Regions from separate parts of the Mus musculus genome. Here region 2 is linked to region 1. Evidence: chromatin loops called from intact Hi-C (ENCODE). Cell type or tissue: heart. All regions are shown on one strand. Links, peaks and the distances in the headings refer to the core of each region. The heading gives the core; the rest is flanking DNA.

Region 1 (10,389 bases), core at 880-8,879:
CAAAAATGTTCAACAGATAACTGATTATAAACAAATGCTGGGACATCCATTCACGGAATTCTATGATGCAAAAAGAAGAAACAAAACTATAGATACATGCAACAATTTTGAAGACTCTCCAAAGTATGATGAGTGACAAAAGCTACTCTCAGTGGGTCACATACTATATGCTTCCATTCATGGAACAACACAGACAACTTACAAAAGTACTGAAAGGGAAAAGAGATAAGTAGTTGCCACCAGAAATTAAGGATGAGGCTGAGAATATGTCTTTAAAGAAATAGCATGAAGGAAATCCTCATGGTGATGGGTACTTTTGTATCTTAACAACAGTGGTTATAAAATGATATAAAAATATCCACACTATACCAATTTCCTGGTTCTGTAACTATGTAAAATGTAACCAATGCAGGGAACCCGAGTTTGTTATACACATGACCTCTCTGCAACTTCCAGGGAACGTATACTTCAAAAAAATACAATTAATACAAAACAATTTATAAGTCTCAAGAACTATGTTGAAGGGATGAAATGAAACAGGAATGGCCATGGTACAGAGCTGAGTCTGTCCATCTCCTCCAAGAGTTCAATTAAGCATTTACTAAGTGAGAAGAAGAAGAAGAAGAAGAAGAAGAAGAAGAAGAAGAAGAAGAAGAAGAAGCAGCAGCAGCAGCAGCAGCAGCAGCAGCAGCAGCAGCAGCAGCAGCAGCAGCAGCAGCAGCAGCAGCAGCAGCAGCTGCTGCTTAACAACTTATTATACAGAAGTATGAGTGAAAGAAGAGCCAAAGATGATTCAGGGAAGTTCAACAGAATAAGTGAAAGACAGAACTGAACTGGAAAGTCATGAGTAAGTCCTCTTAGGAAAAAGAATATGCTTTGTTAGATGCCATGGATGACATCCACACAAAGATCTGAGACTAGATGTAGGCGGAAAGTCAAGATGATAACGTAGATGCGTGAGTTGTGTAGTTAAGGTTAAGCAAGCAGTTGAGGAGGTCTCTCAGGAAGAAAGTATAATGGACTATAGATGGAAATAATTTAAAACACTTTGACTTCCCATTAGTCAACTTACAGCTCTAGTGTGATCAGAACTGTGAACTCCTTCAGAGCATTTCTGATGCCCTTGCATTGCTAAAGTACACAATACAGGGCTTTATGCTTTATGCTTCACTAGGACACAGTAAGTAGCTTATTAGAGGATTCAACCAACTATGTGTCAGAGGTCAAGGTCTGGCACCTTCCTGTTTCTATCTTACTTTTTGAAACAGGGTCTCATCAGCCAGGCGTGGTGGCGCACGCCTTTGATCCCAGCACTCGGGAGGCAGAGGCAGGCGGATTTCTGAGTTCGAGGCCAGCCTGGTCTACAAAGTGAGTTCCAGGACAGCCAGGGCTACACAGAGAAACCCTGTCTCAAAAAAAAAAAAAAAAGGAAACAGGGTCTCTCACTGAACCTGAAGCTCCCTGTTCTGACTAGACAAACTGGCCGGAAACCCTCCATGATCTACCTCCCAATGACATGCACTGCCACACACAGCTTTTTATGTAGGTAATGGGATCCTAACTCAAGACCTGCTGTGAAGCAAGAGATCTACCTACTGAGCCATCTCCTCAACTTCCAATAACTTCTAACTAATAACTGATATAAATATATATAAATAAATAAATATAAATATAAATATAAATATATATAAGCTTTGGTTAGCTGGTTGAAAGTTAGAACCTTTCCTTTAAACTGGGAAAATCACCAAGTTCAGACATTTTAAATCATGTGTCTAAAGCTCTGCCTATTCCAAGGCCCTAAGGTGGAAGAATTAGAAAACAAGACTTTAGAGTTAGTTTCTGCTTCCAAATGCTAAAGAAAAGTCTAACTCAAAATGGAAAATATTCTTCAACAAGTTTTCGAGTGAAATAAACAGAACATAATCATTTATTGGGAGTGTGAGACAAATGAAGTTTTCAACTATATCCACTATACAAGCTGACAATATACAAAAGGCAAAGAAACCACACGTGAGGCCAGAGCAATATTTTGGAACAGCATTTTTCAAGCGTGCTCAAAGGTCTGGGATTGATCACCTATGTGTGTGTATGTGCACTCGCACACGTCTTTTCAGGTGAACTATAGGATAAGTGCAACCTAAATGGCACAATCAGAAAGAAACTGAGCAGTTACGATACATTCTTTTCTCCTTTTAATGCAAAGAGAGAAGTCATCGGTTTATTCTCCCACTAAACATTCATGGACAATATAAAGTGAAATAATGAGCTAATGTGATCAGTAATTGGACAGAAAGTACTTCTCCAGTTGCAGTTTAAGTAAACAGTTTAGTAAGACGGATCTGGGGCTAGATTTGTTGACCGTCTTCCAAAATTGCATTTTGCACTGTAGAGTGACTTCTGTCTTTTTGGGTAGCCAGCATGGCTCTAACCAGCCCTGACTGGAGTGATGTACCTAGTGCCTTTGAACACAAAAGTGTGTTTGTGTGAGAGTCAGGGAAGAGGAAAGAAACCGGTTGGAGTTGCAAGACTATAGGGAATCTGACAAGCCATCTATAATCCAACTGCCATCTCGGTAAGTCTCCACAGGTCTAAAAGATGATTCTTTGCCCGCCTATTTCTTTACTTCCAACAACAACTGAATCATTGGTAGGCTCTATTTGGAGTCCAACTGCTAAAATCTGTGGTCAAACCTCCCAGAGTTATCTCCCAACAACACTCATTCTTGTTCATTTCATTCCTGGTCCTGTTTTTTGTTTTTGTTTGTTTGTTTAAAGGACATTATAGCGGAAGGCGAAAGTCGCCTTCTTTGCTTTTTGTTGTTTCTTTTTAATTTAAGAAAAAAAAAACCCTGATATTTCTTCTAGGTATATCAATACGTTCCCTTCTTTCAAATACTGGGGGAACCTATTCTTTTTCATTCCGACTTTTTGGTCCCTCCTAAAATGTTTTGCTCTCCCTAAAGAAAAATCAAACACCGGACATTAGAAACATAGTTTCTCTAGTCTCGGAGCCCGGACCTCAACAGCAGAGCACAGCAAAGCGGTTTAAATAACCATACACAATAGCGCGAGTTGCAGCTGATGTGAAAACCTCCATTGCCAAGAAGCAAGCGGTGTTGGCAGGTGCCCTGGTGGTAGGGACTTGACAGAAGACGCACAGCCCTGGTCTGGCAGCTCTGTGCTGTGGCAGCTTAAGAGTTCGCACCTCTTCTAGCCACAGCCCTGGAGAGCGAAGTGGACTCTAGGTTCCAGGCCTGTCCTGAACCCTCGCAGGCAGCGAGCTCCGTCCCGAGAAGCAACAGCGCAGGGAGGAAGACGGGAGAAGGCTCGGCCAAACCCAAGCCGCGCCCATGGGCCGGCTGCCTGGAGCCCGACCTCCCCGCCGGCCGAACGGCCGCCGTCCTGGGAACCCGCACCGGTGGGAGCTCTCGAGTAGGAGACGCCTCCGACTCGGCCCGGGTCGCGTGCATCCCAGCTGAGGCCACCGCAGTGGGTGGTGCTCGGGAGGCTCAGGGCGCCGGGGTAATGCTGTGGGCAGGACCGGGGTTGCCCCGCGCCGGGCGGGTCACTCACCGAGAGGACGCTCATGCGGATTGGGGTCTCCAACAGGCACGCCATCTTGAGCCTTCCCACCCGGCTGCTGCCGGCGCCGGCGCGCGGCCGGCACTTTCGACAGCCACCTATGTGACCTGCAGCCGGAGCCTCTGTAGAAAGCCCAGGCAAGCTGCCCAGAACAGACCGCGCCCCAGGCGTCGCTCGAGCACCGAAGGGGCTGGGCAGAAGGGCGAGGGATTGGGAAACCGCGCCGGACCCCGGCTTACGAATCGTCCTCTCAGAAACAGCAGCTACTCTCGGCTGGGGTCAGAGGTGGGCGCGGGCAGCGGCCTCCGCATGCGCAGAAGCCTGCCTGCCCCACCTTCCGCGGGTGGGGGGCGGAGCCTCACCCTGGCTCGACGAGCTGTCCGCACTCTTAAATTTCAGTTTACAGGTTTTCTTTCCTAACCGCTAGTAGGTGGAGTTACTATCTACGGAGTCTGAAGTTCACTTTCACATTCATTATCTCACTCTACACCATTCCCTAGTTTCAGTATTCTCTCCCTCTTAAAGCTGGAGAAACTGGTCTCAAAACTAGGTCTTCTGCCTGCAATGAAAATCGCCTCACGCTTCAACAGTTAACTATGACCTGCTTTATTTAGCGTTGCGTGCCCGACCCACTTACTCTGGTATATTGGTAAGAACGGGTTCTCCACAGCCAGGACGCCTGGATTTAATCCTAGCTGCTTTTCGTTAGTGCCAATATTTTGGAAAGGTTCTTAGCCTCTTTATATTTATTTCACTTCTCCCGACTGTAAAATAAGGACTAATGAGAATAAATGGCCCAATAAACAACAACAACAACAACAAAAATGCCTGGAATGTGGAAAGCCTTACGTTGTCTGTGTGTTAGAATTATTTCCAGCCTTTAGGTCAAATGGGGGATGGAGAATTAAACTATGTGAATGTTTCCTACTAAAATATTCTGAAAGTAAAGCCATCCCTAATTCAGGTTGTTACCTCAACTCCACTCACCTCCCAGTGCTCTTTAAGTAAAAGCATATCTCTCCCATTGTTTCTCATTTCCTCCTGTACTTTAATGTCTACATTTATTGTATCACTTATCACCCTTGCTTATAAGTCTCTTACAAAGTGTTGCACTTCTGAAAGCCTGGAAGTTTAAGAGAACCCTGGTGCTGTAGCGGTATATCCTAAGCTCTGTAACTACAGTCTTTCCCACTCTTTACACAGGAATTATTACTCATTCAGTAATTTTATTTAAAGCCAGATTGAGCCCATTTAAGATTGTTAGCCTTGTCCTAAATCAAGTCTGTGAAATCAAATGTGTTGTATTCTTTTTTATTCTAGTACATATTACCATTCATAAATACATTTAAATGTTCATCTGTCCACCCATGTAACACCTAAAATCACGTCCTAGTATGCCTGCTACAACCAGGCAAATTGTAATTGTATATAGCACACAAAAGCATTGACAATTGTACAATAGTCTCTATATGTGTGAGCTATACCTCACCCAGAAACTCGGGCAATACATCTTCTAGGAAACCCCTCCCTCGAGGAAGAACTAGGTGACTCTCCCAACTCCATATATTTTCTTTAAAATGATTTTTCATTTATTTATTTATTGTGTGTGTGTGTGTGTGTGTGTGTGTATGTGGATTCACACATGTCCTGGCCAGAGGACAGCTTAGGAAGCAGGTTCTCTCGTTTCATCTTAGAGGTCCAAGGATCAGAGTCAAATCATCAGATTTAGTGGCAAGAGGTTTTACATTTTGAAACATCTCCCCAGCCTGCATCATGATTCCTTAATTTCAGGCATCAGTATGTTCCTGTAACATAATATCTCTAACAATATATTGCTTTATATATGTGTGTTTGTGTATGTGTGTGTGTTGATTATAGAGGTTTGGGAAAAGTAACTTTATACTAGTCATTTCAGGGAGACTACAAAAATTTTATCATCTTGGTTTTTTTTTTATCTTAATGCCTACCATAGGCATGTATTAAATGTTTGTTGAATAACCACTTTTTGCTTTGTTTCAGCCTGGGACAAGATAGAAGTATAGGCAGGTTATTTGGGAAGTACTTCCAGGGAACATAATTGGTGAATCTAAAAGGAGGGGGGTGGAACAAAATCTATATAAGAGTTTGCTATTGAGATCATTCTATATTCTTCAAGGGCCTCTGAGAAATAAATAGAACATCATGCTGGATTATCCATCTTGAGGCTGGAACATGTGTCCACCATTTTATTAGTTGAGGATTTCCCTTTGGCAATTAACTTTCTGTCTTTCTGACTGCCTCTCTCTGTGCCCATCCCGGTCTGTGTGTGTGTGTGTGTGAGAGAGAGAGAGAGAGAGAGAGAGAGAGAGAGAGAGAGAGAAAGAGAGAAAGAGTCCTCAACATCCCAGCTGGGATGATCTATTACAAGCTGGCACAGAATAATGCCTAGATGTCAAATGCTTGGCTCAGAGGACAATTTACTCACAACACTCTTAACACTTGTTAACTGTTTCTATTTACTCATGGACCAGCCTTGTGAGACACTTCTGCACTGTCTTGAGCACTTCTTGAGCCCTCTCTCCCCTCTATAAGGGAAGGTCAGTGGGCACACTTTTGTTGAGGGTCTGCTGTGGGTAACTAAAGCTATGATAGTTGTAAGACAGCAAGGGCCATGTTAGGCCCAAAGGACAATGCTCCAGAACTCCTAAAAAATGACAATTGTCATAGTTAGGGTTTCTATTGCTACAATGAAACACCATGACCAAAGCAACTTGAGGAGAAAAGAGTTTATTTAGCTTACACTTCCATATCATTTTTCATCACTGAAGGAAGTCAGGATAGAAACTCAAAACAGGGCAGGAACTGAGAGGCAGGAGCTGATGCAGGGGGGAATGGAGGGGTGCTGGTTACTGGCTTGCTTCCATGGCTTGCTCAGCTTGCTCCCTGTAGAACCCAGGACCACCAGCACAGGGATGAAACCACCCACAATAGCCTGAACCCTCCCCCACTGATCACTGATTGAGAAACTGCCCTATAGCTGTATCCTGTGGAGGCATCTTCTCAATTAAGAGTCCCTCCTTGCAGATATCTAGCTTGTGTGTCAAACACAATAATAAAGAGTTTAATGAAGAAAAAATAGAAATATAGGGTAGGAGGTAAGTAGCCAGTGATAAATCTGAAAAGTCTGTAATATTTATATAGAACTCCCAGACTGCATAGCTGTATTGTCAGGGTTCTCTGGAGTAGCAGAACTTATAGAATAAATTTCTCTCTATATAGAAAGGGGATCTATTGGAATGACTCACAGTCTTTGGTTCAGCTAATCCAACAATGGCTGGTTATAAATGGAAAGTCCAAGAATCTAGTAGTTGTTCAGCCCATGAGCTTGGTTGTCTCAGCTGGTCTTCAGTATATACCAGAATCTCAAAGAAGTAGGCTCTAATGCCAGGAAGGGATGGACTTGCTATTGAGATAAGAGCAAGCAAGCAAAGAGCAAAAGAGCAAAAGCTTCCTTCCTTCATGTCCCTGTTATATAGGCTTTCAGCAGAAAGTGTGGCCCAGATTAAAGGTGGGCTTTCCCAGCTCAAAATATCTACATAAAAGCTGTCTCTTGGGCTGGAGAGATGGCTCAGTGGTTAAGAGAACTGACTGCTCTTCCAGAGGTCTAGAATTCAAATCCTAGCAACCACATGGTGGCTCACAACCATCTGTAATGAGATCTGATGCCCATATAATGATAAATAAATCTTTTTTTTTAAAGATTTATTTACTACATGTAAGTACACTGTAGCTGTCTTAAGACACACCAGAAGAGGGCGTCAGATCTCGTTACAGATGGTTGTGAGCCACCATGTGGCTGCTGGGATTTGAACTCTGGACCTTCGGAAGAGCAGTCGGGTGCTCTTACCCACTGAGCCATCTCACCAGCCCATAAATAAATCTTTTTAAAAAGCTGTCTCTTCCTACCTCAAAGATCTGGATTAGAAGTAGATCTTCCTACTTCAAATTAAGCAAAAATCCCTCACCTCCATTTTTGAGTTTTAGTTAATTCCAGATGAAGTCAAGTTGACAACCTATCACAGATATAGTTATACTTTTAAAAGTAGAATTTAGGCTAGTGAGATGGCTCAGAAAGTAAAGGCACTTTTCATCAAGCCAACAGCTTGAGTTCCATTCTAAAAAAAAAAAAGAATGAGAGAACCAATTCTCCCAAATTGTCCTCTGATCTCCACACATGAACCATAACATTCACACACACACACACACACACACACACACACACACACACACACACACACATATACAGAGACAGAGAGACAGATGGTCAGACAGACAACACACATACAACAAGTAAAATTAACTACTGCATCTAAGGCTCAGGAGTCACCACAGAAGAGAAGTAGGAAAGATTGGAAGAGCCAGAGAATTTGCAGTGAGGCTGTGTCTCCTAGAAATGAAGTCTCGTTGACATGGCTGACAAAACAAGGAGCAAACACGGATGACACCAGTGGATGTGCTGCTGTGCCATGGTGGCATACCACTTTGATTCCAGCACTCCTGAGACAAAGGAGTGCAGGTCTCTGCGAGTTAAAGGCCATCCTGTCCTACAGACCAAGTTCCAAGACAGTCATAGCTACACAAGGAAACCTTGTCTTAATAAAACCCAAAACCTAAAACCAACCAACCAACAAAGAAACCAACCAAACAAACAGCCAAACAAACAAACAAACAAACAAAAAGCCAATGGACATGCTATCATGAAAGAGAAAAATCCCATGGGAAAAATCCTTCAAACCTAGACACCCTAAAGCAACTAAGAAATGCTGAGAATGGGAGAAACTGCCTTTCTGAGGGAGAAAGAGTCAAACTACATAGCTTAACAAGGACACCTTCTGTGTGTGTGTGTGTGTGTGTGTGTGTGTGTGTGTGTGTGTGTGTGTATATGTGTGTGTTACATGACACCTACTTCACTGGGCTTGGGCTCAGGTAATAGAGACCTGAATAAATGTAGGCACAGGCACCACTGTGGTGTCTCCTTCTAGGAAACAGTGAAAACTGGAATGAGCCAGCATGCCTGCTCCTTTCATGACCAGAGGAAGGAAGGAGTTGCTGTGCTGGTGTTGGCACGTTCCTGTACCTCAGGTCTTTAGAGGAAATTAAAAGCTCATCTAGCTTATATTTGAAAATCTTGCTGAGATGGGTTTTATAATAATCTGGCATTTTGTACCAGTAGCCAAGGAATATCTAATGTTTTGAGGCATGGTTCTAAAGGAATATATACACAAAATGAAAAAAAAATTCTATGTAAAGAATCTAGAAGGAAGTAGTTTGTATAAGTTAAAAATGAAAGCCTACTTCAGGTTCAGGCCGGTCTGATCTACATAGTTCCAGGCCAATCAGAGATACATAAAAAGATCCTGTCTCCAAAGAAAAGAAGAGAAAAGGAAAGGAAAGGAAAATTGGAAGGAACAAACAGAACAGACGCAAAAAAGAGTAGAGTCTGACTTATAAAATTGTATAACCTTGATTAGATCGTCTTTTCTGAGACATTTCTCTGTATGGTTTTGTCTTTCTTTCTTTTTCTTTTTTCTTTCTTGGTTTTATGGGACAGGGCTTCTCCATGCATCAGTCCCAGCTGTCAAATTTTTTTGTTTGTTTTGTTTTTCGAGACAGGATTTCTCTGTGTAGCCCTGGCTGTCCTGGAACTCACTTTGTAGACCAGGCTGGCCTCAAACTCCCGAGTAATGGGATTAAAGGCGAGCACCACCACGCCCGGCTAGCCCCAGCTGTCTTAATTCACTTTATAGACCATGCTGACCACACTGGCCAGGGATCTGCTTGCTTATTTCTGGAATACAAGGATTAAAGGCAGAGCCACCATCCCCTCCCTCCCCCTGCCACGCCCCCAGCCTAGATTGTATTTAACTGATTAAATTTTTCAGTTGTTTAAATGTATACTTCTCTGTTGAGAGGCCAAATCTTGTAAGTTCAGACTCCATTTTAGAGAACCTGGCCAAAGTTTGAACTCAGACAAACTAACCAACATAACACTAGTTTCCAAGTTACCCCTCAACAAGACCAGCGTCCCCAGGTTATTACCCCAACATATCTGCACCCCCAGGTTACGAGGCCACCCCCTGCCTAACGACCACTAATGCAGAGGGAAGCAGAAATTAAGTTTATGATATGACTCCCAGCACCAGCCAATTGTGTTAAAGGCCATGGTAGCTCTCGAATTAGATGCTTAACTACCACCACTACCACATCCCACCCTCTGCTTGTAGCTTTCTATAAAGTCTTGTCCCCACTGACATTCGGGGTACACCAAAAACTGTGCTGTGTGTTGGTGGCGAGCCACAGCGAGCTGGGATAGAATAAAGACCGTGCTATGAGTTACATCAGATGGGCTCCTGCCTGGTTTTGGGGGATCGCTAACACTTTCGTGGCGCTACAACTGTATGCCCTTGATTAGATTTCCTTTACTGGCTTTCTTCTTTGCCATTCATTCTTCCTTGATTAGTCGCCACCTTTTCTCTCCAGAAGTTTTCGAGATATTTAACCTTTCATTCATCTTGCGTTACAGTTAGGCAAACAATTTGGTAGGAAAATACCCATTCCCCTTAGTCAAAAATAATTTTAGAAATTCCCCCCGGGAGGGTTGGTGTATAGTTTTAAAATAATCAGTAAGCTTCAACGTTGCATTTAAATTTTAATGTCATCATTAAAACCTCTTTTTACTTTCTAATTCATTTTTAAGGCAATCATCGTTGCCAGGGAGAGATTTGCTCTAGGGAATTAATTGCTCAATCGCTCCTGCTCACTTGCTTAC
Region 2 (10,389 bases), core at 1,515-9,514, 430 kb before region 1:
CGTTTTGGACTGTTCCAGGAACAGAAGCTCTCCTTAGAAAACCAGCCCAAAAAACAGGGGGAGGGGAAGAGGGGAGAATCCAAGAGTCACCGCCTTTCCCCCCTTGCACTTCATGTGTGTTCACTATTCTGCTCCTAAGACTTTACATTCCAACATCTTCCCCTGTGTTTCTACCGTGACAATGGACGTGCAGACTTCAAATTTTGCTTTTCGTTTTCTGAGGCAGGGTCATGTACTGTAGTAGTCTAGGCTAGCCTTTGACTCATGGCAACCCTTCTGCCTCAGCCTCTTGGGTGCTGGGATTACAGGCATAGTCCACGTCTGAGTTTTCTATGACCCTTCTTTGCTAACCAACCTGCTGTACAATTTCCAGGTCTGGCATTTCAGGAAGCTCCAGAGAGAAATCGTGAATGATTCGTCTCTTTATACAGCATGACTACACTCTCGAGAAAGTAGTCAGTAGAAACCAGATGATAGGCATTTTTCCACAAATAAAGCAGTATGTGGTAACTGAAACAAATGATTGAAAAGATTATGCACACTACTGCCAGATACAGGTACACACTCCTGCATGTGTGCGTTAAGCTTGCACGCGCGCACGTGTGCGCGCGCGCACACACACACATTTTCTGGCACACATATACATACATATAATGGAAGGTTCTCACAATGAGCTTGAGGACAGCCTGGTCTACATAGCAAGTCCGGGCCAGCCAGAACAACACAATGAAACGCTACCTCATAGAAAGAGACACAGACAACAGAGCAGGCAAAACAATTAGAGAATATGAAAATAAGGTTTGGATTTTCTGTTAACGAGAGGCCACGGGTACAACAGAATGGCAGAAATGCTGATTGCTGGGGTAGTGCACACCTGCAATCCCAACCATGGGAGGTGTACGAAAGGAAATCACAAGTCTCCAAGCCACCCGGACTATACAACCAGACCCGGATGCAGAAAGATACATAGAAGGCAAGGGAGGGAAGGGCTGAAGAGGGGCGGAAGAGAAGGAGAGATGAGAAATTACAATCCAGGAGGAACAGAGATGCTGGCAAGAAGGTATGTGAAGAAAATTCAATCCTGATGTATCTTAGAAGTGAATTTGAAAGGCTTAAAGAGCTGGGTGTGTAGGTAGAAGGAACAGTGGGGCAGAGAGGACTTGCAGATGTACTCCTATAATCACGACTCTTGGAAGACCAAGGCAGGAACATCACCAAGAAGTCAAGGCCAGCCTGGGTTACACAGTGAGTTCCACAGCAGGAGAGACACTATGTAAAAACCAAGGCAAAATGTATGGCCACTGGAATTTTCACTCAAGGAGAGATAGTGGGGTGAGGAAGATCATGACATGAACAGGTTGCTAGGCATGGAAATATATACTTGTCGTTCAGCACTTGGGACACAGAGGGACCAGGAGTTTGAAGCCAACTTGGGCTCCAGGAGGCCCTGTCTCAAAACAAGTAAAAAAAAAAAAAAAAAAAAAAAAGGTTAGGGAGTGGAATTAAGAGCTCTCTATTTGAATATTACATACACATACAAACACATACACACACACACACACACACACACACACTCACACACACACATACACACACACACACACACACACACACACACACACAGTATTAAATTCAATTCCTGCAAGCATGCTAGACAAGTGCTCTGTCCACTAAGTTAATGTCCAGTCCTGACCATATTACATTTAAAATGCCTACAAATTGGACTGAAGGGATGGCTGTTTGCTAAGAGCACCCATTGGTCTTGCAGAGGCCCTGGGTCCAGTTTCTGGTTTTTTTAAGCTAGTGTCTCTCTCTGTCTGTGGTCTAGCGAGCCTAAAACTCATGTACCAGCCAGGCTGGCTCTTCAGGATTCTCCTGACTCAGCCCTCCAAGTGTCAGGGTCACAGGCAGCATCCATACATAAATCATCTCTTTGTTTTGTTTTGTTTTGTTTTGGTTTGGTTTTTCGAGACAAGGTTTCTCTGTGTAGCCCTGGCTGTCCTGGAACTCACTTTGTAGACCAGGCTGGCCTCGAACTCAGAAATCGCCTGCCTCTGCCTCCCAAGTGCTGGGATTAAAGGCGTGCGCCACCACCGCCCAGCTCATAAATCATCTCTTTATTCATTGTTCCCTCTACTCTACACATAACCAGTTCTCTAACCCTTTCAAATTTACCTCTACAATTTGCCCTCTGCAGTTTCAGATCCAGAGGACTTCTGGCTTCCACTGACAACCTGACATTCATACGATTCACAAGCACACACTTAGCAAAACACTCATAGCCGTAAAATAAACTTTAAAATTAAAAAAAAAAAATGTAAAGGATGCCTAGAAACAGGGCCATGGAGCCAGATTCCATCTCCAGAACCACAAAACCTCCATCCTATCCAGATCCCCTCCCCCCCAAAAAAATTAAAAGAAAAGAAAAATGTATAGGTCTAGATGTAGCTGAAGCTTAATGCTCAGGACCAGTGATAAAAATCTGAGTCAACAACATGTGATAATATTTAAAGAGGGAAGAGAATGACATCATTCAGGATGAGCACAGGTAAAGAAATGAAGAGGGACAGCCAGGAGGCCCTCGGGGATTTGGGATGTTTTCAACACAAGGTGTGAGGCTGAAACAAAGAGAGAAAGAAGGCCTGGAAACTCTAAGGCCTAGAAGGTTCCCTGCCATCATATGAGTCTCCTGTCATACCGAGTCTCCACCAAAGCCACCTCTTCCATAGTTAGCTAATGTCTATCATTTAAAAATCCGAGGTTCAGAAAGCCTGGGCAGAATCCCTACAACTGCACCTCTTTCGACTCTGACTTAGGTCAAAGTCTAGAGCACTTCTGACCCTCAGCCTTTTCACTGTGGGTAGCAGGAACAACAACCTACAAAACAGACAACTGGGCCGCGGTGGCACAGCCTTTAATCTCAACACTTTGGAGGCAGAGGCAGGGGAATGTCTGTGAGTTCAAGGCCACCTTGGTCTACAGGGTGAGTTCCAGGACAGCCAGGACTACACAGAGAAACCCTGTCTTGGGAAGAGGTAAAAAAAAATCATCTAGGCTACGGGATTCACTTTTGCTTTCCATATAATTTGCTGGCATATACAAAACAAGTTGATTAGGGACTGATCCACCTGCAAAAAATAAAAACCAAAGCAGGAAAACAGGGCTGGGGACATTAGCTATGAGCATCTTACCCTGTGTGAAGACCTGGGGTCAATCCTCAGCATTCACACACCGAGAGAAGGGAAGCCCGGGCAGAGACAGGACGTGGCCCAACTAGTACTGAAGTGCTTAACTAACATGCAGAAAGCCTGCTAGTTTGATTCCCAGCTCAGCATAAAACCAGGCGTGGTTTACAGGTGTATGGTGGAATCCTAGCACTAGGGTGGAGAGATGCAGAATTGCCCAGAGATGCAAGAAGCAGGAGCTACGCTGCAAGTCGAAGGCCAGCCTGAGGATAGAGCAATATTCCATTTTAGGTTTGTTTGGGGTTGGTTTTTTGTTTTTTGTTTTTTTTTTAAAGTATACAACAGGGCTGGGGACAGGTAAGCTCTGGCATAAAGCACTTCCCTGATATAAAAAGCCCTGAGTTTTAAAAAATAAAATAAAATAAATCAACATCTGACTTGTGGTCAGGCCAATGATCTTTAGCACAAGAAAAGCAACCTGATTTTTCCACTTTGTAAAAACACCCTGAAGGTGGAATGTCCTAGTCAGTGTGTGAATCACGAGGGTAAACTAAAGATGCTTCTTAAATCCTTTTGGCTTTAGTGACTACAATTTCAATTTTACCATTTCAGATTTTTGGTCTTCCAAAACTTGGGCAATAGCCTAATCCAAGCCACCCTGATCTTTCACACATTATATAGTCTTTCTACACAGTTCTGTCTTCTGCTTTCTTTTTTAAAAATCTGTGTGTGTGTGTGTTGTGTGTTCCTCAGATGCCACACATCTTATTTTTTTAGGTAGAGTCTCTCATTGGCCTAGGGTGCCATGATTCTGCTAAGCTAGCAGGTCTACCAGCAAACTCCTGGAATCTACTTGTGTGCCCCTCCCCAGCAATGGGACTACAAGTGGATGCCACCCTAACTTTTAACATCTATTCTGGATATGCCGAGTTCTGTAATCCAAAGACAAGGGAGAAAGAGGCATGAATCAAAGCCAGCCTAGTCTATAGAGTGAGTTCCAGACCACTGAGGACTAACACCGCAAAGTTCTGTCTCAAAAGATCCATAACACCGCAAGGTTCTGTCTCAAAAGATCCAAAACAAAATAAAACAAAACAAAACAAAAAAACTTACAAAGCAGTACCAAGACCCGCAAGTGATAATGAACTCCTGGAAACTCAGACTCCTTGGAGATTTCATTACGACTGGTATTCCCAAACATCCATTCAGCACTTCAGAATAAATACTCATCTAATTTAATTATGATGACTTCACCAGACAGTAAGTAACACTGCCCACAACGATGTTTACAAAAGCACTTGTCACTCCCTTCGGATGTAGCAATGCAGGAAAAAAGGAGTATGTTTCCATACTCTTCCTGTGTTTATACTCTGTAACAAGTGACAATTTAAGTGTCACTTCAGATGGGTTAAATACCAAAGTAAGTCAGGTAACATGTCCCACCACCATCTTCCACGTTGTGTAAACTCTGATTCTGATAGGATTCTTAGCACTAATTCACTCCGTACCCAAGACAGGTTTCCAAGTCAGCCTTTCCAAGAGAGAAACTACAGAATTCTAGGAAGAGACTACAGAATCCTACTCTGGCCGCTGTAAGATAACAGGCTCCTTCGTTAAGCAACTCGAGTTGAGCTTATTGCAACACTAGAGCGGTTCGGAAATAAATTTGCCCCCAATACCAACCTCTAGGAAGGAACAAGCCAGAGCCAGCAAGGATGCTGCAGTGAGCGACTCCCAAAAGCTCCCGTCCACCGAGCACTTACAGCGAGGTTAGCACGGCCTCCCGCAATCCCGGGAGGTGAGTATTCACAGTTCCCGCTTCACGTCTCCTCGGGGTATTTCAGCCAAGGCCGCGCGGGACGGGTTAGCCGCAGCACCGGGACTCTGACCGGTCTGAAACCGGAGAGCCCGGAATCGTGCGGTGAACGCTGCGCCGAAACACCTGAGGGTCCGCAGCCGCCGGGCGTCCGCACCGACACCGGCTGGGCCGTGCCGCGCCCGCTCTCTCTGTGGTCGCCCACCGGGCGCCCTCCGCTGCTCGGTGTCCGCCGCCCGAGGCCTGGGCGCCGCGTACCTCGGAGCCCGCGCTCCCGCGGCCGAGCCCGGCAGGAAGCGCCCGCCCGAGCCGCCAGCGCCGCAGCCCGCGCCGCCTCCCGCGCTCACCTGCCCCGCGCGCCGCCACCGGCTCCCGATCCCGCAGCGCCGTCAGCAGCTCCCGCAGCCGTGCCCGCCTGGCTCCGACACCCGCATGCCCCGCTCCCAGTCTCTTGCTGCCTTCGGGGCTCAGCGCGACACCCGCCCACCGCCCACGACCATGGCCGGCTCCGTCGCAGCCGCTGCACCGCCCGACGGAGCACGCGCGCGCCACCGCCGTGCCCGCGCCTGCGCGAGCGCGCGCGCGAGCCTCCCGGGCTCTCCTCCCCGCTGCCCGGCCCCGCCCACCCTCTAGGGCCAATCCCCCGACGCCCGCCTCCAGGCAGCCCCGCCCACTCACCGCGCAAGCCCCGCCCCTCGAGGGGAGGCAGCACCAGCCTCGCCCTGTGCGGCTGTCGGTGCCGCGTTCCTACTGCGCTGCCGGCGCGCTGGGGTTGGCTCGCAGAGCACTGCGGTGTCTGCAGCCCCCAGCTCGCCGCCTTCGGGAAAACCTGCACCTCCCGGTTCCGCTTCTCCGCAGACTCCCCTTTGTTCCCACGGCCCAGCTGGCCTTCCATTCCCTGCGATGTGAACGATCATTTAGATGTAAAGAGTCCAGCCTTTGAAACACTTCTGTGTTCGTCTCTGCACCACCGCAGCTGACGTTTGGCTGCCAAACCTTACACTTCGCCCAGCGCTTTTTTTTTTTTTTCTCGCCTCTGTCTCCCTGCTGTCGGGAAATTTCATGGCTCTTTAGTGAGACGCTTGAATTTCACTTACTGTCAGCCAAACCTTGGGCGCGGCGGATAGAGCTCAGCGGTAGGGCACTCACATAGCCTAAGAGGTCCTGCGTGGGATACTTGTAGTCTTTTTGTTTACATATAGTAAACCTACTGTAACCTAACGCCACTCTAACAATTCAAGCAAATACTTAAGTAGTCTAGGATAGAATCTACAAGTAGAAGGAAAATGAGACAAGGTGTCAAAACAATAGTTTGATTCTGCGGATGTAACTAAGTGATTTAAAAAAAAAAAAAAATCAAGCGTGGTGGCTAATGCCTATAAAGCTCTGCATTCAGGACCAGAAGGCAGGTGCATTGCCAGGCCAGCTAGGTTACTTCCTGAGTTGCAGACTAGGCAAAGCTGCATAGCAGGGACCCTGTCTCAAAAAAAAAACAAAAACAAAAACAAAAAACAGAGGTTAACCTATTTCACCATGCTTGTACAAGTTTGGGGTTTCTACAAGTAATTTTATGTGGAGCTTTTGAGGCTTCAGCCCATTGCCAGTGGGACATTAAATGCTTAACCCAACTGTGAAGCCCAGGTCTTTTCAGATGTCTAATGAATAGAATTCCCCTTAATATTTAGCGAGCTCACAGCCAGAAATGTCAGTAAAGGACCTTCACACGTTGATCCTCGACCCTTGTACCAAGCTTCTTCCTTCCCCTCCACCACAAGGTCAGTCTCATGTCCACCACAGAAGCAAAAGTATCTTGCACTAGACTAGCAATGGCTTTCTGACCAAGCAGAAAGGGTTGGTGACACAAGCCAGGCTGGCAGATCTGTGAGTTGAGGCCAGCTTGGTCTACAGAGCAAGTTCCAGGAAAGCTAGGAGTACACAGAGAAACCTGGAGAGAGAGAGAGAGACAGAGACAGAGAGAGAGAGAGAGAGAGAGAGAGAGGCAGACACAGAGACAGACAGAGACACAGAGACAGAGAGTAAAACAAGAAGCTTGCCAAATACCTGTGAAGTTTCTGTGAATATCGGGGATGGAAATGCTAGAATAGGAATGTACTATGACAAAGAGTGGATCGAGGCCTAATCTTTACACTGTTCTTTGCTGATAGTATTGCTATGCAGTACTTGGAAAAGCTACTCTGGGAGATTAGACTGTACACCAGTGAGTTTCGAATCGTCTGTGTGTGATAAGAGTTCTGTGATGTATTCCTCTTCGCGTTGTTTTGTCGCTAAGATCCTCACCCACTTGTCATCGGGACCTTATAAAGAATGAGTGCACTTTGGATGTATATGAATGACTTAATCACACATTCATGCTTTGATTTGTAGTCCTGCATGTTTTAAAAGCTTTGAGCTTGAAATGATACACAATAGCTTGAAAGGGTGCAAACAGAATAGTGGCTTGTTTGGCTAGAGGGTAATAATTTGAGTAGATAATTAGGTTTTCTGGTTTTCAAAAGTTTTGCTACAATAAAATCTTGTGTTGTTTTAGAGGAAGGGATTAAATGCCTGTCAGCCCCAGAAAGCTAGGTTCAGGCACCCATACCCATCCCCCACCCCCAACCTAGCAATGAGAGAGACACGTAATCAGGAGATAGGAGTGCATGCATCCCAAAGAAACATCCTTATGGAATCTGTGAATGTGACCTTAGCTGAAAAAACAATGCTTGCAGATCTAGGTAAGTTAAATGCTTAGAAATGGGCTCATCCTTCCTTTAGAGTCGACCTAATCCCGAAGATAAATGTCCCTACAAAAGAAAAGGCAAAGCCAGGCCTGGTGACAACACCTTTAATTCAGTGCTTGGGAGGCAGAAGCAGGCAGACCTCTGAGAGTTCAAGGCCAGCCTGGTCTACAAAACAAGTTCTGGTACGATCAGGGCTGTTGCACAGAGAAACCCTGTCTCAAAACAAAACAAAACAACCCTAAAATGAATGAGTGAATGAATGAATGAATGAATGGCAACCCTGTAATGCCAGAACTCAAGAAGCCTGAGCCTGGGCTAAAAACTGTGAAATCGTGTCAAAAGAAAAATAAGAGTGGAGAAAATAGAAGGAAGAAAGTTAGAGGCAGCCTGGTCTACATAGTGAGTTCCAAGCCAGCGAGGGCTACCTAGTGAGACTGAGACCCTGAGTGGATAGATAGATAGATAGATAGATAGATAGATAGATAGATAGATAGATAGATGGATAGATAGATAGATAGATTAATAAAAATAAAAAGAGAGAAGATAGATTTGACAAACAGAGGAAGGTAATGTGAAGAATGTTGATACATCTTTTACAACCTAGGGACACTAAAGTTCCTAGCAGCTACGGGAGCTAGGGGGACGTAAAGCAGAGTCTTAATTCCTTAAAAGGAACCGACCTTGCAGGCATCTTGACATCACTTTTGGAGTTTAGGACTATGAGGAACTAAATTTCTGGGTTGTTTTTAAAAACAAAACAAAACAAGACAAGACATAAACTTGGCAATGATTTCTTCAACCAGACCAAAGTCTACTGTAGCCGTTTTAGTATAATACTGCTCATAACAGCAAACAAACAGGAAGGACGGAAATGGGGGGGAGGCATGACTGGGAGTCCAGTCCACTAGTTTGTTTAGAGGTCTTATTTTATTAATTTTGACAGCCTTGAACATCTGAAGTTCTGGGATTGCAGGTGTGCATTGCAATTCTCATTAACTCATTTTTTGGGAAAGAGAAATAATTGCACATGGCATAAACTAATTACTATCCCAGAATTGGGGGAAAAGCCTAGATGGTGAACTGACATAAAGGCAACCTCGTCCTATCCTACCCCCAAGTCTGGCCTGCTGCCTCTCTCACTCTTCTTCTCTCCAAAGACCAGGGGAGAAGATCCAGCCTATCATGTTCGTGCCACGAACCTTGGGAGGAAGGGGACAGAAAAAAGACAGAGAATGAGCATGGTGGGGGGGGGGGGGGAAGACCAGGCAGCAGCCATTTGTGCAGAGACAGACAACCCCTGCAGTGGGAAACCTACAGATAAGAGAGGGAGGAACTTCCAAAAGAGAAGGTGAAGCAGAAAAGATGCCCCATACCCATCTCTTCTTGGCTCGGGCGAGAAAAACACTCTTTCATAAATGCTTTTTTTTTTAATTCTAATTTTTATACACTATATTTTGATTGTATTCTTTACCCTCCCCCAAATCCTTCCAGATCCCTCCCACCTTCCCCCTCACCCAACTTTATGTTCTCACACACACAGAGTCACACACACAAATAACATGGAGTTGATTGTGTATAGGTTAGCTACTTTTGAGCCTGAAGCCTGCCCTGGAGTGTAGAGTGTGGTTTGTATAATGCTGTGACACTCCACTGGAGAAAACTGCTGGTTTCCCTCTTCCAGACTTTTTTTTTTTCTTTTTGGTTTTTCGAGACAGGGTTTACTCTGTGTAGCCCTGACTGTCCTGGAACTCACTTTGTAGACCAGGCTGGCCTCGAACTCAGAAATCTGCCTGCCTCTGCCTCCCAAGTGCTGGGATTAAAGGCATGCGCCACCACCGCCCGGCTGAAATTTTTTATCATGATCACTTATGTGGTCTCTCTATAATGTGCCTAGTTTGAATATGCATCTATCTGCAACAGAAAGCATTCATAGTCTATAAGTAGTAGCACACACCTGTTATCTTGGCACTTTGGAAGAAAGGAAGGTCTGAAGTAAGGCCAGCCTCTGTGACATAATGGGTTCCAGGCCCGCCTGAGCTACTTAAGATTGTGTCTCAACAACAACAAAAACAATATGAGAGGACTGAGATTTACTGAGGGAATAATTGTCATTGAAGAAAGAAAGCAGAAGCGGGGAGGCAGATGGCTAGAGAGCATGACCGTGTGGCCTCAAGGGTAGCTCCAAGGGCAGGAAGTAGGCTGAGAAACCAGCTTTGCAAACTGCGAAGGCCACTTCACACTGTAGTTTAACAAATAGTTCTTCCCGCCCTGTAAATGCGTGGACCTAGAATGATGTCTGCATTGGGAAGGCTATAAGGATAATAAATCAGATACTTTACAAGTCATTTCGTGCCAGTATATGTAATGAGTGAGATCAAAGAGAGGAGTCCTGATATGGAAGAGGTTTGAGTGTGACTCTGCCTTGAGGAATGTGAACTATTTATCAACAAAGGCTCTGCCCTGTTTGCTTGTTGACAAGCCTCTCTAAACCACGATTTACATTACTTTTATATTTAAGGGAGATAATCCAAATAAATAAACAATTTACACAGAGTACAAACTACTTAGGAAGAAAAGAAGGTGCCTGGGGGGGGGGGGGCAGAGAGAGAGAGAAAGAGAGAGAGAATATTTAGCTTCCAGGAGGATC

Evidence for each region. Peaks named below come from ENCODE experiments on the same cell type or tissue, not always from the same donor. Only the 100,000 strongest peaks of a DNase experiment are listed, where the experiment ranks them.
Region 2: it touches region 1 in a loop (2.6-fold over the local background); 2 of 42 quality-filtered maps call a loop at or near these places.

Annotation. Positions count from the first base shown.
Region 1 is chr9:99,565,030-99,575,418 of GRCm38, forward strand. It overlaps Armc8 (armadillo repeat containing 8), which reads right to left and starts at 3,870. Exons shown (of 22, transcript NM_028768.3): 1 at 3,573-3,870. The coding sequence starts at 3,617. In heart, for the core only: a CTCF peak has its summit at 4,043; DNase peaks (open chromatin) are centred at 3,632 and 3,862; H3K4me3 peaks cover 2,298 bases; H3K27ac peaks cover 1,722 bases; H3K27me3 peaks cover 698 bases.
Region 2 is chr9:99,134,643-99,145,031 of GRCm38, forward strand. It overlaps Pik3cb (phosphatidylinositol-4,5-bisphosphate 3-kinase catalytic subunit beta), which reads right to left and starts at 5,569. Exons shown (of 24, transcript NM_029094.3): 1 at 5,349-5,569. It also overlaps the pseudogene Gm2773. In heart, for the core only: no CTCF peak of the experiment used is centred there; a DNase peak (open chromatin) is centred at 5,679; H3K4me3 peaks cover 2,487 bases; H3K27ac peaks cover 1,520 bases.